2 separate regions of the Homo sapiens genome follow, and region 2 is linked to region 1. Evidence: chromatin loops called from intact Hi-C (ENCODE). Cell type or tissue: psoas muscle. All regions are shown on one strand. Links, peaks and the distances in the headings refer to the core of each region. The heading gives the core; the rest is flanking DNA.

The links. A loop is a pair of places that touch in the nucleus more often than their neighbours do. Peaks named below come from ENCODE experiments on the same cell type or tissue, not always from the same donor. Only the 100,000 strongest peaks of a DNase experiment are listed, where the experiment ranks them.
Region 2: a loop joins it to region 1, with 3 times the contacts of the local background. A loop is called at or near these places in 14 of 110 quality-filtered maps.

What each region holds. Positions count from the first base shown.
Region 1 is chr3:14,661,667-14,669,998 of GRCh38, reverse strand. It overlaps CCDC174 (coiled-coil domain containing 174), which reads right to left. Exons shown (of 11, transcript NM_016474.5): 5 at 8,292-8,332; 6 at 4,876-4,971; 7 at 3,052-3,194; 8 at 2,481-2,575; 9 at 1,818-1,950; 10 at 1-65. LOC124906215 (a long non-coding RNA gene) reads left to right here and starts at 3,937. Exons shown (of 3, transcript XR_007095827.1): 1 at 3,937-4,362. In psoas muscle, for the core only: no CTCF peak of the experiment used is centred there; no DNase peak of the experiment used is centred there.
Region 2 is chr3:14,111,639-14,119,970 of GRCh38, reverse strand. It overlaps CHCHD4 (coiled-coil-helix-coiled-coil-helix domain containing 4), which reads left to right. Exons shown (of 3, transcript NM_001098502.2): 2 at 3,447-3,545; 3 at 6,777-7,894. The coding sequence ends at 7,084. Among named protein-coding and RNA genes, the nearest start is that of CHCHD4, 9.1 kb to the left of the region's middle. In psoas muscle, for the core only: no CTCF peak of the experiment used is centred there; no DNase peak of the experiment used is centred there.

The DNA of each region.
Region 1 (8,332 bases), core at 333-8,332:
GGCAGCAGGACGTGGGGTTGGCACAGCCTCTGGCTCCGGTGGCAAAGGCCCAATAACATCTCCATCTATTTTTTGTAAAAGAATAAGACACTGTTATAAAAAAGCCTAAAGCTATTTTTAAAAATACAGAACATGCTAATCCTGAAAGTAAAAGTAACCATCAGTATTTATGAAGTACCTAACATGTCCCAGGCAGTGGATTAAGTCTTTTGTATACAACAGGTCATTTAATTCTTGTAACAATCCTAATAAATTCAATACTTCCATATTATCCCCATTTTATAGAGGGGGAAAATTAAGCTCAGAAATGGTACACAGGTAGAAAGTGATACGGGCTGGAGTCCTGGGCTGGGCTGGATGGATTTTAGTCTCTGTGCCCCTCACTATGCCACTCTGCTTCTCCAAACTGGCAATTGCAGGACCAGAAATCCCCAAATCACTCAACTAACATCACAATCTCAGGCGAAGCAAGCAGAGCCAAGGGGATGAACAGCTGGGGTCTGGTGTAGGCTGTTCAATTTTGGTCACATTTTTAAAATGTAAAAGAAAAATGGATTTTTAAAAAACACTGTGGTGGCGCTTCACATTTTCTGGACATGACAGATGTTCAGGAGATGGAGCAAAATTTGAGAAACAATCTGCACAGCTTAACATGTTATAGAGCGAGCATTTATCTGAAACTAAACAGATGGTTTTCAAATTCCTAAATGTTTCTGGTCTGTTTTGTTCAGACATTAGGAAATGGCCCATGGCTTCACATAAGCTTTGTGAGAGCTGGAGAGCTATACGTCCCTTCATACCCACACTCCTCCTTTTCCTTTGGGTAACAGAATGCCCCCCGGTTGCAGCTGAGCATGTGGCCACCTTGCTGGAGAGGCCATTTCCCAGCTTCTCCTACAGTGAGGTGTGGCCCACAGGACTGAGCTCTGGCCAGCAGGATGTAAATGCATAGGCTGTATGTAACTTCCCACTCACATCTCTAAAAAGGAAGGTGGCTCCCCTTCCCAGTCTCCCTGCCTACCCCTAGGCTGGATCATGAACAGGTGAGCAGGGGAGCAAGCTTTGACTATGCAGAAGAGAAAAATACTCTAGGAAATGGCAGAAACAGCAAGCCTGGAGGAAGCCTGGGACTAGATGACCATCTAGGGCAGAGCTACTCACATGCCCTGGATACCCACTCACCCACCTACCTCCAAGTTGTTAAGTAGAGAAACAGATCTCTATTTTGTTTGAGCCATTCTATGTAGGAGTCTCTAGATTGATGGCAATTTAGCCTGTACTACCACAACTCATGCAATAAGCTAGTCTGACATAGCATTTAACAGTGTTTCCAAGGGGAACCGTGCTCCAAGTTCCACATCACCAACTTCTGGAGCACAGTTCTTTGGTAAGCTTTGGCAAGCTGTCGATATTCATATTTCTAAATTCTTTTACTATGTAACTTTATGAATATAAATTTCTTTAAATATATATATAAAATAACCAATAGCAAAAAATTTAAGTCTAAAACATATATATGCAAAGCTAAACTTTATCTTAAAATATCTCTTTACTAAGTCTCAATTACAAGACTATGCCATTCTAAGATGCAACACAATGTATTGTTGCTTCATATCCTCATCTATAGCCTAAAAATATTGAATGTCATTCTGCATCACTTTGGTTATAAAAATTGCTCCTGCCAGTACCTCAAAGGTATACTGTTTGCTTAAATATAAAACTAAATGGCTAATTTTCACATTGCCAGCCCTATTAGCAAGACATCAATGGAAATAAAATTTTCCCTTTTGAAGTTCAGCAACATAGCCATGATATACCTCTATTTTCTTCTTCTGTTCCACCTTCTTTTGATTTTTTCATCTTTTTTTGTCGAAGTTTGGCAAGTCTTGCCTCTAAGATAGCCTTTCGCTTTTCCTTTATGTTTTCTCGTTTTGTTCTCTGATCTGTTGTCTGAACAGAAAATCAGAAAATTATTTGCTTGAAGCCAAATTTGCAATATTCCTGTCCAAAAAGATGAAATTTTCTTCTAAAAATAGACTAGTTAATTGATCTTCAGGCCACCTCTAAGAAGCTGTCCTTGAGATCCTCACAATGAAGCCCTATGAAGTACTCTCCTATGAACCCTCTGATGTCTTACAAAGTTTCATAAGAGTTCACAGAGCATCTTGCAAGCCTTAACACTCAAGAAAACCAACCCATTCCGTCCTACACCTTAATCCTTTAAGTAACTTTCTATTTTCCCATCCAAGCCACCCCAAAAGTACCACATTTGGGACCAGATTTAAAACATCAAAGTTACACAGGTTACTTGTGAGCAGTTATAAAATTTGAAACACAAAAATAGTATGGCAACTACCTTTATGCAATTCTGAATATCAATTTTAATTTCTAACTAATTTACTAGATTTTTCTGCAGTATGGTCCAGCAAGAAACCAAGCGCTCACATCTTTCCTCACAGTCACTTGGGATTTATCTGTACCTGTTCACGCAGCATCTCTAAGGTTTTCATCTGCTTGTTTCTCAACTCTTTGTCTCGGGCAAAGGCAAAATACCCAACACCAAGTTGCCGGGCCTCTGAAAGAAGTATGAATTACCCAAAAGATCAGACTGTCCTGATCATTCAACTACACTCAAGCCACATTTCCTACCAAAGCAAAAAGAAACACAGTGATATTTGGCACAAGTTTTAAAAAGAAAAAGAAAACAGCTAAGCGAAGAAACAAAAAACCAAAGAAACACAAAAGTTAGACCAAGTTTTCGTCCTGTTTGCCAAGGGAAGCATAACAAGGGTTCGTTTGCTTTCAGCCATGGGCTGTCTCCACTTCTCTCAGGGAACAATCCCTTGGATTACCAGACCCTCTGTCAGGAAGATATTCCCAAATGTGAGTATTTTAAGGCTATGAAGTGAACAAAGGAGATATTTTCTATTTCCAAAGCAGGATCTTTAATTTCCATGTAAAAGCTATTGCTTTATGAATACTTCCCTTTATGTTTGCCATCAGTTTAAGGTTAAAAATAAGATTTGCAAAGCTGCAAGAAAATAGTCATACCATTTTCCCGAATGTCTTCATAATGTACGGGCCCCATGGGCCTCTTCAGGGCCTCTCTTTCTTCTTCCTCCCATTGCTGGCGCTGAAGTTCTTTTCTCATATCTTCAGATAATAGGGTTTTTTCATTAGCAGGACTAATAAAACTAGCAGGAAAACAGAGCAAAAACTATCTTCAGATAAGGATTGAGATATCAGTGTTTAAGTACAGTCAGTTGCATCATGCATAAGTAACACTATTTGATAAAGAAAACAGGGAACTACAGAGGCTTCTGACCCACAAGACTGCTGGAAAATCAATAAAACAGCCTTCGCCTTTTTTTTTTTTGGAGACTAGTCTTGCTCTGTCGCCCAGGCTGGAGTGCAGTGGCACGATCTCGGCTCACTGCAACCTCGGCTTCCCAGGTTAAAGAGATTCTCCTGCCTCAGCCTCCCGAGTAGCTGGGATTACAGGCACCCACCACCACATCTGGCTAATTTTTGTATTTTTAGTAGAGACAGGGTTTCACCATGTTGGCTAGGCTGGTTTTGAACTCCTGATCTCAGGAGATCCGCCTGCCTTGGCCTCCCAAAGTGCTGGGATTACAGGCATGAGCCACTGCGCCCGGCCAGCCTTCACCCTTCTTACTCAAGCACCAGACTTGTTACCTTAGCCTGACGGAATCTTGCCTGAGCACTCAAGACAAAAAACTTTCCTTCCACCCAGGTCCTGGGCTGACCAGATGGGAGGTGGCCCAGGCAGGGAGGAGGAACTCTGGGTCTCCTCCTGTGGATGGTCTCTCATCTGGGGACATGAAAACTGCTTAGCACTGTGGCCTGAGTGGTGTCTCCTGTCCTTGCAGATGGCTGGGCCCTGAGAGGCTCAAAGGTTTCCATTCTCCCTTTCTTTCTTTTTTTTTTTTTTTTTTTTTTTGAGACGGAGTCTCGCTCTGTAGCCCAGACTGGAGTGCAGTGGCGTCATCTTGGCTCACTGCAGGCTCTGCCTCCTGGGTTCACGCCATTCTCCTGCCTCAGCCTCCTGAGTAGCTGGGACTACAGGCGGCCGCAACCACACCTGGCTAATTTTTTTTTTTTTTGTATTTTCAGTAGAGACGGGGTTTTACTGTGCTAGCCAGGATGATCTCGAACTCCTAACCTTGTGATCCGCCCGCCTCGGCCTCCCAAAGTGCTGGGATTACAGGCGTGAGCCACCGCGCCCAGCCTCCATTCTCCCTTTCTTATGCCAAGCCAAAGGCTATGTGCTGGATGCCTGAACCTGCAGGACTTGGACAAGGTGGAGTTTCTCCCAACACTTTTCACATAAAAGTTCCTATGGTAAGAGGAATTTATTCCCCTGGATGTTTCAGAGTTATCTCTTAGGTCTTACGTTTTAGAGTTATGTCTTAGGTCTTAGGCCCTGCTGAAAAATCTAGTTATAAGGCCCTTACTTCAAAAATGCAATGATACATAAAGAAAAAGTGAGTAAGTTCTCTCCCTAGAGCCACTTGTTTGTGGGATAATCAAGTGTATATTCTCAAACCACTTGTCTCCACAAAGCCTGGTTTGCTGGTTTCGTTTGGGTTTATTCTGTTACTCTGTTGTCAGACATCCTTCCAAGTAAAAGAGACAGCTCTACTCATCCACCAGTCAGGTTGTTCCCCAAGTGTGGATTATGTGTGTATGTGCATGCTAACCACTAAAAAGTGCTTCAATCAATCAATCAATCAATCAATATCTCCTTACTGGAGCAACAGAGATCATTAATTATAAAACAGCCTCCCCTCACAAAACAATCCCTGTGGCTGCATTTCAGACCTTGGCAGAGCTCTGTATACCACACACACTTACAGTCTCCCCTGAAGATTTTTATCCATCTCCAGCAGATCTGGCAAATCCTTTCTCATACAGCGCCGGGAACGCCCCAAAGAGTCCACGTAATCCACCCTGAAATGAAAGCAAAAAGATGTGAAGAAGGACTTGTACACATGTACAAGCCCCTAAGTCAGGGAGTAGGTGAACAGTGAAGGGGGAAGATAGGCCTCACTACCAAGAAGAGCCCCCAACCTCAGAGACCACTACCACTGATAGGAATATGCTTTTTAAAGCTGACACACAATAAGCTCATTGTGCCCCTTATTAAATATTAGTTTTAGAAACTGTTAACAATAATTTTGATCATTTATGCCTTTGATCTCACAGATAAATCACCCACACGGAATTTTGCTGCAGCATCTACGAACTTACTTTAACCTAGTTGAGACAATTCCAGACATTTTATCAGTATCTTAATAACTTTGCCTTGTGCCTGAGATTCTCAACTTGCTCATTTCCTCACAGTCTTCAAGTCTGACTTTTTATTCTTTCTCTTATTTCCTCTAATTGGTATAATTCTACCCAATGTATTAGCAAACTCTTAATGTAAGAAATGCACAGTATTTTTCAGAGTTGGACTCTTCTTAATTAGGAGGAAGCCAAACACCATACCTCTCTCCTCATCTTTGCTCAAACTAGACAGTGGTCAGACAGCTAAGCCAGGCAGATAGCAAGGCAAAGTGAAATATTCTGACTTCCTACAATGGAAAATACGGACAGATGTTCATGAAAAACATCTCATTTGTATTATGACGCAACAGATATTTTACTTTTTAAATTATGGGCAGAGAACCTCCTAGAGCCTTTAGCAGGGTACCGAATACACAGTAAGGTCCAATAAGTACTAGCTGGCAGACCAATTCAAGGTCAGATTTGGCAGGTATGTGGCTTTGCTTTTGTTAGCAATTTTTTTTCCTCTCAAGCAATGCTGATTTCAATTGTTAGTTGTGATTTAAAAACTGAGTGTTTACTCTAGTACTGAAGCTGATTATCACAAGAAATAAAACCTCCAACTGCAGCAAGCAGTTTCTTTCTTCCTTTTTTTCCCCCCAAATGGATGGGGGAAGAAAACCATCTAGCCAGATGGTCTGTGTAATTATTTACAGTATCTTTACGGAAAGATTTTCTACCACCTGGAATTTAACTATCAAAAGGATTTTACAAGCAATTACAATTCTGGAGCTTAATTTAAAAACAAAAAAATGTGTCAGAACTGCTTGCAGAGCGTCTTCCTTCACCATATGGTGGCATGTGACACCTTCAATTGCCCTCCAAACTCTTCAAATCACTAGCAAATTGCTTGTAATCACACAGGCATTAATAAGCAAAAATTTTTAAAAAGACATTAGACCTTTCAAAGGAGATGAGATTTCTGCTATGAAAAGCAATCATAGACCATTCTGTTTCTGGAGAAGGCCTCCAAAACATACAGATCTCATTAAATAGAAGAGGCAAGACAGTAGTCAGCCACGGCTCCATCTAATCAGCAATCACCCACTGAGCAACCCCTGCAGGCAAACAAAGCTTTCCCCAGGCAAGGAGAGTAATACAAGAGGGCTAACAGCCATGCCATCTTCCAAGGGTCTAGGGAAGTTAAGGCACACACCCATGAAACGCTTATTAACAACACTGGGTACGTAAAGACTACCAAAAGTTTGCTAAAATCTTTTTCTGATAATGAGGCCTAGTATGTGTCAGTAATAAATAAAAGGTAATACCCGAAGAGCAGGAAGTATATTAAGTGCTACCTGACTTCAGATGAGGGAGCAATCACTTAGACATTAGAAATGATAGGCCAGGCGTGGTGGCTCACGCCTGTAATACCAGCACTTTGGGAGGCCCAGGCAGGAGGATTGCTCAAGCCCAGGAGTTCAAGAAGAGCCTAGGCAACATAGTGAGACCTTGTTTCTACAAAAAAAATTAAAAACTGAGGCAGGAGGATTGCTTCAGCCCAGGAGGTCGAGGCTGTGATGAGCCATGATCATGCCACTGCACTCCCACCTGGGTGACGGAGTGTGGAGACCCTGCCTCAAAAACAAATAAATAAAAAAGAAAGAAAGAAATGATGAAGAAAGACACCAAAAGAAGAGACTGCATGTTCTTCTCTTTTGGTTTCTTATAGCTTGCAGGCTGACACCTGTTCCAAATGGTATCAAACTATTTAGATCTAAGTTTTTAAGACAGTAGGTAAAAAGATACCTGTTTTATCCCAATGAGAATGTTATTTCTAAACCAACATGGACACCCTCAGTAGAATGAAGATGCAGTTTCTCTGCCATCCACAGTAGCTGGGACTGCTCTCTTCAGCTCATCAATGACTGCCCACAAGGCCAAAGGCTGACAAAAGATGAACGCCTGCTACAAAGAGTCCTGAGCAGTTCCTAACAAATGCCCACCACAAGGAGGACATTTGAGCCTTGAAAGGAGGATAAGAAGAATCCCAAAGGCAAGAGGATGGGTTCCCAGGAAATTGTCAGAGCATCAGTACAGCTCTCAGCAATTTCAAGCACTGCTGAACAGTTTCCAAACAATAATATCTTAGGTAGAAAAAAATCATTGTAACAGAATTCCCATTCTGGTCTCTCTACTTATTGATACAAAGTCTCTTTAAGGAAAAGACGAGTTTGGTTCTTCTATCATTCATCTACATATAGGCAAAATTCAGGAAAATGACAATAATAAAAGTTTACAAAATGCCTGCTTATACTCCACAGGCTGCACTTTCTTGTGTAGCCTGGAACACTTACTTCTTGAAGGGGGGCGGGGGGGTGTTAAAGCAAAGGGCCATGGGAATGAGGCATTATAATCTCTATTTTATAATGGAAGATCCTGAGCCTCAAAGACTAAGGAACCTGATTAAGATCATACAGCCAGTAAAAGGTGCAGATGGAACCATCCAAGGCCCACGAGTCCACACCACAGTGCCAAACAATGTCACAGGCGGAGTAAAACACACTGTGCCACCTCTGCCGGCTTCCTTCTCCTAGATGACAGCTCTCCACCATGTCAGAACAAGAACACGGGTAAGGCAGCAGCACAGGTACAAAAGGAAGGCGCTCTGCCCTCACTGTTTCATGTTAGTGAGCCAGGCAAGCCAAGTCTGCCAGGCACTGGGTTTCCTTCGGCCTGGCACAGAGCTGGGCACACAGCAGAAGCCCAGTCAGTATTTGTAATTATATGTAATTATTGTAATTATTGTAATTATGTCTTCATTTGAGCTACTGTTTTTACAACTATAATAACCTAATCCAACCTAACTTAAAGGGAAGTCTCAAAAGAACACCCAGGAAGAATAAAGAGAAATGGCTCGATAACAACCCAACAAAATCACTCCCAAAATGTCAGCGCAAGTCTGAGGATGTTCCTCTGAGCTAATCCATGATGTTACCAACCATTCTTCACTGGGGTCTTGGGGAGGAGGGATCTCTCCCTC
Region 2 (8,332 bases), core at 81-8,080, 550 kb after region 1:
GATTGTCTCTTTTCCTGGCCATGCTATCCTTGATGCCCTTTAAAAATTGCTGTCAAGTGGGATTCCAGCTGACAGCAGAAACTCATTTCACCTCCCCAACCACGTGAGGTAGGTAGGTGGAGCTGGTGGTAAGGCCTGGTTTCTGAGGCCCAGATGGTACCTGAGCTCATACAGTGGGAAGTGCTTAAGCCCAGATTTGAACTCCAGTTCTCAGACTCTCTGTGATATTGAAATATTGAAGCCACTGTGCACCAGAGGGTTTAAGGTAGTTTTCCACCTCCTTCAGAACATGCATATTCAACTGCTTTTAAAGCTTATCTTAGAAATAAAAACACAAGCACTTTTAAATTTTATTTCTCTAGAGAAATTGCTGACAAATGTCATGAGAACTACTAGTCTAGCTGATTGTCCCACTAGTTGGCATCTTACGACTAGTCTGACCAGTCCTTTCTTTCACAGTTAGGTCTGTTAGGAATAGGTAAGCCTTGTCCTTGCATCAGTCCTTGAATCGACTTTTAAAAGTTCCAGAAAGCAAAGGCCCTCTAGGACAGGCATACAATGGACAGTTTGTAGGGGACATACTCCAGATCTTTCAGACCAGAGTTCCTGTTCCTGTTCTGCCTTCATTTACTGCATGTCTTTTGGTCTGTTTCTCAGATCCTGTGGTCTCTGTAAAATGGAGATAAAGTAATACCCACCAGTGAACTCACAGATGTAATAAAACACATTGCATGGGACAAAAATGTGTAAAAGATACAGCTGTTACTGTTCTACTTTCGATCCAGTGTGAACTGTGCTGCAAGGGAAAATGTCCAGGAAGGCACATGTGAGGACCTGGCCCAGTGGGAGGGACCTGGAATTCTCAGTGGGATTGTGCTAGGCTGGTGTTTCCTAACCTGGCTGTGTATCACAGTCACCTGTGAAGCCCGTGAGCTACATGGACATGGCAGAGAGCTCGATTCAGCTTTTCTTGGGTGAGGCCTGGTCTCTCTATGTATGGCAAACCCCAGGAGGGCCTCATACTTTACCACGTTTGGACCCTTTGCTTTCTGTGCCTGTGACTGGGCCTCCCCGTTGGGCTGCGCTGAGCTGCCATCTCGGTAAACAAAACTGCCAGAGCTGAGTTGCGAAATTTGCATCAGCTCATTCTGCTTAGCGTTCAACATTTTTACAGATTGCTTTTGAGTATTTTGGAAACTGGCCAGAATAGTAGAATCAAGGTTACTAGGTACTTTAACAAGTCCTGGCTGCCTGGTCCAAAAGCTTTCCCCAGTCAGCCACAGGGGAAAAGCAGCCTTCTGTTGGATGACATGCAAGGTATTGAGGCAGAGGCCAGCTCTGGGAGCAAAAGCCTCCAGTGGGTTGGGGGTCCTGGCCCCGTGTGCTGAGGGTTTTTTGTTGTTACTCTGTTCTAGTGTAAGAGACCCTGTGCAGTGTGGGCATGGCGTAAGGCACCAAAGTGCCCTCCCTCTGTCCCCTGAACTGTCCTTCTCACTGGAGATGTCGCTCGGTTTTTGTTGTCACTGCCCCCTTCCTTCCAGAAGCCTCTTCCTTAATTACTTCAGCCCAAGCATGGGCCCAAACCTTTTTCCTTGCTTTCCCCTCAGCATAGCTGTGACTGAACTTTTCTAAATATAAACAAAAAGTATAAAGTGATCAGAGATGCCCGCAGCTTTCACAGGGCCACGTTTCTGCAGGTCCGGCCTCTGCGCCCACAGTGGCCACTCACTCAGAGCCATGCACTGTGGCTCTCTGCCAGGCACTTTTGGCCATACCTGAAGAAGTCTTCTTAAATGCTTGGCACCTCCTATCCCCTTCCAGATGAGGGTCCCAGTACCCCAGATCTTCTAGGATCAGAATGCATGGTCAGTTGGTCTGTAGAATTTGTCATTCACCTTCACCAGGAAAGTACAAGAAAGATCTTGTTTGTTTACTTGGCAAACATTTCACTTGGTTCTAAGCTTTTTGGGGCCGAGGTTGGGTCAGAATTTATTGTATTTATTCATTGCCCAAGGTGCACAAGCTCTCAGGCAGTGCCCAGTCATGCTAAGTGCTCAGTGTCAGCTGTCGATTATTCTTGTGCAAATGTTGGTGCGGGGCAGTATGGGTGTGTAGAAAGGATCTCCAACAGTGTAGACTTCAGAGCATCCTGTCCTGTGTGGCCCAGCAAGTTACTACTCACAGCCTCAGGCTCACCACCATTAAAAGGGGATGCTGCTACCTCCCTCTCAGGGTGGCGATAGGATGGAGGAATGAGCTCACACGGAGGACCAAAAGATGGACTGGCTCTGTCTGTTCTCTGGGGACAGCTGGAGAAACTGATGACCCACCGTGCAGTGTGGGGTACTGAGGACAAGGTGCTCCTTGCCCACAATGGGAATATCTGACACATACCTGTGGTGTGGTTAGCTGATGGCCAAAGTTTTTAGGGAGGTGAGGTAAAGTGTTGACAGCTACAAGGTGTAGCAGAGAGGGCTGTAAGGACCTCCCTTCTGCTTAACTCAGCCTTGGTTTTCTGTTGTACTCCATGGGGGCTGAGGGTGATAATACTTCATAGGGGGTCACTCTAAGGCAGTGAATGCACCCACCCTGGTTTGGCCAGGACTGATGTGCTTTTCTGTGCTCACCCAGCCTCCAGTGAGGAGAAGCTCCTAATATAAAATGCATTTGACTCTCACTGGTCTGTTTTCCTGGAGCCCTCAGACCTTCCGGCAGCCAGGCCCCAGGGTGAGGGCTCTGGTTGTGAACAAGGTGCTCTGCACTTTAGGCCTGCTGGCTTTCCCATGCTGGTCCTCACAGGACCACAGTCCTGACCCTAACCACTGTTGGGTTTGTCCTAAAAAAATAAACTGCAGATGGTCACAGTTAAAAAGATCTGAGAAGTGCTCCTCCCACTGCCCCCCTCCAGTTATTATACTTGTTGGGAAATGGTCCCCCGGCCTCTTGGACTGTGGGGAGTGGAACGGCTGCAGTGTTCCTCACCTTATGACCCTTCCTTCTTCCGGCCACGATTAGGAGCCCAGAGGCCTAGTGGGGGTGCTGGCTGTGGTCCCTCTCAGACCACCTGTGTCCTCAGCCTTTCAGAGGCAGGGGCCTGTGGCCGCATCAGCTATGTGGGCTGCAGTGATCTGTAGGCTGAGGACCCACATCACTGCACACTCACTTTGCCAATGTGCTCAGTCTTCCTTCAACTTTTATGCATTCTGAACCCTGTGGGTCAACCCCAGGACACTCTTTTTCTTCAGTGCTTCTTTTCCTGCCCTGCCCCTTATCCATCCGCTTTTGTTTGCTACCCCTAGCATATGAGAGCAGTTTGATAGTCACCTCACATAGGGATGGCATATGGGAGAGTCTTCAAACTTGGTTTGTGTGGCGGCTGCTTTGGGTTTAAAGCTGATTCACTGCTCTTGAATGAAATATTTCTTCCTCTGTTCTCCAAACACTAGGGAAGGATCGAATCATATTTGTAACCAAAGAAGATCATGAAACTCCAAGCAGTGCAGAATTGGTGGCTGATGACCCCAACGATCCATACGAGGAGCATGGTGAGTGACATGTGGCCTCCCAGGGACCCACACCAGGGCACTGGGGAGAAGCTCAGTGTTCTTAATTCCTTTCCCATGTTTTCCTAGCCAAGGCCAAGTTTTCAGGTATCTATTCTCAGCCATAGACCATCTCTGAGGGCAGTGGTTTATCTTCCTCAGAGGTTTGAGGGACTGTGCTTTCCAGCCTTGTTCTGATGTACTTCCCTGGCACAACAGCTAAGTTTTGGGAGAGGGTATTAGTAGATTCCAGCAGTTATAGGTAGGTTAAGGTGACAGGGCTTTTGCTCAGACAAGTTGCCAGACTGAATTCTGCCACATCTACCAACTTTATTAGCAAGTAGACAGTCATTCACCTTGTTCTGTAAGGTTGGTGAAGTCCCTGCTGTCTCTAACTGCTCCAGCAAGCACCTTACATGAAAAGGTCACTTGCCACAGACAGCTTTCTAGCAGCAGGAGTCAGCTAACCTAGTCAGAGCTGTTGCTCACTCCTTGGTTAATGGCTGAATATAACAGTGGTCGCTTAGGCCTAGGACATTGTTCCAAAGGATTTGGGCTGCTAAACTCACTAGATACTTACTACTGCAGACCGTGTGAGGTGGATGTGTGTGTGCAGTGTCCATGAACAATCTACGTATTGTACAGTAGTCACTTCACCAATCAAAAACCACTTCTGATGTCCATGATGACAACTAATCTTCTAGTGCTAACTGGTAATTGAAGAGCTTGAAGCAGCCGCCTCGAGAATATGGGCTCCTGATTGGAATTTCTCAAATGCTAACTGATGTGTGTATATTCCTTGTAGGACCCTTCACTTGTTGCCCTGACTGCTCCTAGGGGTTAAAGCATAAAATACATATCCAGCACCCAGTGGGAGCAGTGGGAAATGCAGACGTTATACAAAGTGTTAGCATTCTGAGAAAGACAGCTGCAAGGGTAATCTTGATCAGGGCTTACATGTCAATTCTAGTACCTTGCTTATCTTTAGATCCATATTAAGCACATTTCATTAATTGATCAAGACTGTGGAGGCCTGCAGGACAAATCGGGCCTTGTTTTGTTTGCCTCACAGTGTTATTAAAAGCAGTACGTATCTGCCTTTAGACTGGTCTGCCCCCTCCAGATCCCACCATTCTTTCCTGTCCCTGTTGTTTTTTTTTACCTGCTTCTGTCACTTGCAATGTATCTGCTTGGATAGTAGGTATACCATATGATGCATTTGGCTTTACAGCCCCTTATAGTGAATACTTTGTAAAAAGAAGCCTATAAAACGCAAAGAACTCTGGGACCCAAGTTTCAAGCTCTTAAACTGCAAAATTAGTAAGTGGACCAAGTAAGCCACCATTTTATGCCATCTACCTGCCTTCCAGCATCCAGCTCTGCAGCTGAGATGGTGCTTGGAATAGCTAAGAGTACCAAGAAAAAAGGTGGCAGAATTAATTTTCCTAGAATCAAAACATCAAGAGGGCCTTAAAGATCATCTGATCCAATGAGAAAACTGGGGGCCTGGGCGGGGGCGGAGACTGACTCAGCCAGAGACTGGAACTTCAGGCCTTAGACTGCATGTTTGACAACACACTGCATCTGAGCTTTATGTAACATGCCAAAGGTACCCTCTGTGTGGATTTATATTGTGTCCCTGAAATGCAAATTGGCACCATGTGCTTTGTGAGGAGGTATCTCATTCCAGCTTACCTGCCCCTAAGAAACAATGAAACAAGGACTCCTGGAGACCTAGGTTATACATTTTTTGTTATGATTTTTTTTAATCAACCACCTGGTCAATTTGTACTGGGTTGTAATTTTTAAATGTCAGTATTACCTCTTTTGGAAACTGGTTGTGCAGGTTTGTGAGCAGATTTGAAGCTCCAGGGGGCAGCATTTGCAAATGTTTCTCCAGCACTGAGGTCCATTTCAAGAAGTGGTGAGATGTAGGGGAAGGGGCATGGACTCTGGGAATCCTGTCAGCCCAGTCTGCAGTCCTCACTTGGACCATGAACCCCAGAGACTGCATGAGTAAACTGGGGTTAGTAGCACCCACTGCAGAAGGTTGTCAGAAGGCTTATGTGAGTTACCAAACGTAGCTTAATGCAGGAGAACTTGATCTGCAACTGCTGATGGTCCTGGGGGTCTGCGCCTGCTAAGGGGGCAGCACTAGTTGGCATCGTCCTTGCTGTCCCCATTTTACAAGTAAGGAACAGGAATAGCTACAGCAGATCCATTGATCAGTGGAGCTTCCCAAGCTGGAATTGAAGGCAGGCGGGGTTTCGCCTAGGACTTTGGACGTTAGTGCAGAGTGCCAGGCTTGGGTACTGCCCTGGAGTGAAGAATCATGTGTAATTTCACAGGACCTTTTAGAGGCTCTCTTAGAAAGTACTTTCAGTCTCTTAATAAGAATCATGTAAGAAACTTCTGTATGAATCATGTCTTCACAAAGCTGAAAATGAAGCCATCGTTTTGAGAGCATTTTGGAAAACCAAGAAATACTATTTAGATGTGAATAAAGTTCAATGATAAGAAAAGGTATAAAAGTCAAAAGTAAGAAGCCTATTAATATAGTGAAAATGAAAACCCATCTATAACCTTGCTTCCTGCCCAACACATATGTGCAGTTTAACAGGTTTGGTTGATTTTTACAAGAATGCACTCGCACTAATGGTATGCCACCAGCTTCTCATTGTGCAGCATGTCTTGGACATCTTTCTTCGTCAGTACATAAGGAGCAACCTCCTCCTTTTCACCAGTCCCCAGGCTATGCTGAGCTTCTGAGAGCAGCTGCAGGGCAAGAGGGGCTCAGGGGGGCAGGGAGCATGGGGGTGGGGTGGTCCTGATCATCCATATGGGGAGGGGGATTGGAAAGAGGAGATCAATACCTCAGTTCCTTAAAGTGTTTGGGCTTTCAAAAAGCTCCTCACTAACCATCCAAGTGATCTCCTCTTCTTTGGGCTAAATGGGTCCCGGTATTTAATTCTTGGAGCACAGCCTCAGAGCACTGAGAGGTGGCTTAGAATAAATTAGTGTCACACGTGGAGAAATATGTCATTGGTGGCTTCTCTCCCAGGTGGGCCAAGGAATGCTGGATATGTGCTAGGCTTTAAACCTAATCCAAATCGAGGTGTGGGTCCATAGGCAACAATAGTTCCTGTTCTGCACCCCCTCAGTAGCCTGTGAGGACTGGACTAGTTTTGTATTTTCTGAAACTTTAGAGAACATCTCTCTATCTTCCTGTTCTAGGATTGATACTGCCAAATGGAAACATTAACTGGAACTGCCCATGCCTTGGGGGAATGGCCAGCGGTCCCTGTGGAGAACAGTTTAAGTCAGCCTTTTCCTGCTTCCACTATAGCACGGAGGAGATCAAGGGGTCAGACTGTGTAGACCAGTTCCGGGCCATGCAGGAATGCATGCAGAAATACCCAGACCTCTATCCCCAAGAGGATGAGGATGAGGAAGAGGAAAGAGAGAAGAAGCCAGCAGAACAAGCAGAAGAAACAGCTCCCATTGAGGCCACTGCAACCAAAGAAGAGGAGGGATCAAGTTAATGAAGGCCACAAGGCACTGGGCACCAGTCCTTTTGGAGTGGACCTTTTGCAAAAGGCCTTGTCATCACCTTCCAAGAAAGTTTCCTTCTGTTGTCCTGTGCATTATAATATACAAAATAACTTATTTTGATGATCAGAGGTCTTGAGGTCTTGACATCTTGACATATACACTGAAAAAAATGGGGGTTGTATGTATGTGTGTCCTACCCAAACCTGTGGCCGCCACTTTTGAATTCTCAGATTGCCCTGAATTTTGCCACTTTTAAATAATGTGCTGAATAAGCTCAGCAACTAAAAACCATTACCCAAGAACGTTTCTTGTGAGTGAGCTGATTTATTCTGATTCATTATATTCCTTTTGGTAGATTTTATACCCCTTGGGGAAATAATACAACAAAAACATCTCTTAAAAATGCTGGGATGGGGCCATATCTACTAGCAGAGGCCAGATGGTCAGATATGATTTCTGCAAACCCATCTTGACCTTGAGTATGTGAAGGGGTACTGTACTTTATTCCTGATACATTTTGGTTTCCATGTAGGTGTTGAGCTCCTGGTTTTCTGTGTTTGGATGATGAAGATTTGGACCCTTCCATTCATAATCCCTTTCTAAGTGAAGGGAGAGGCTGGCTTGGCTGTTCCTTGTTATTCCGAAAGCCCTGGTTTGGGGCCCATGTTCACACTGGCTCTCAGTCTAGTCAGGTGCAATGTTCTTGAGAGGTGGGGACCTAATTATTACCAGAGTAGCAGCAAGAGAGGAAACGTTGTGAATTAAGTATTCAATTAAAAGGAAACATGATTTCTACCTGATTTTGAATGTGTCCTTTGTTTTCACTAGTTAAAAATGTTTTCTATATAAAAAAGTATAAATTATGAACAATTCAATTGAAATTCCTCTTGAAAGATATTGGTAAACCAATTTGAGTCCGTTAAAATTTTCTGTGTTGAGTTCAAAGGAAGCTTACTTATTTTATATGTGAGCAGATGCCTTCACACAGACATTACAGTTAGTCTATGAGGTGGGGAAGGCTCTTCCTGTTTGAAAATAGATTAACTTGCCTAAGGTAACTGCTAGACAGTTTTCAGGCTGTGGCATAGTAATGCCTCATTTGTCTCAAATGTGTTAAGTTATTTATGTAAAAAATTGCCTTAAAACTTAATAGCTTGAAACGAGGAATCTGGGCATGGCTTACCTGGGTTCTCTGGCTCAGTGTCTCATGAGGCTATGATACTTGTAGTCATCTCAAG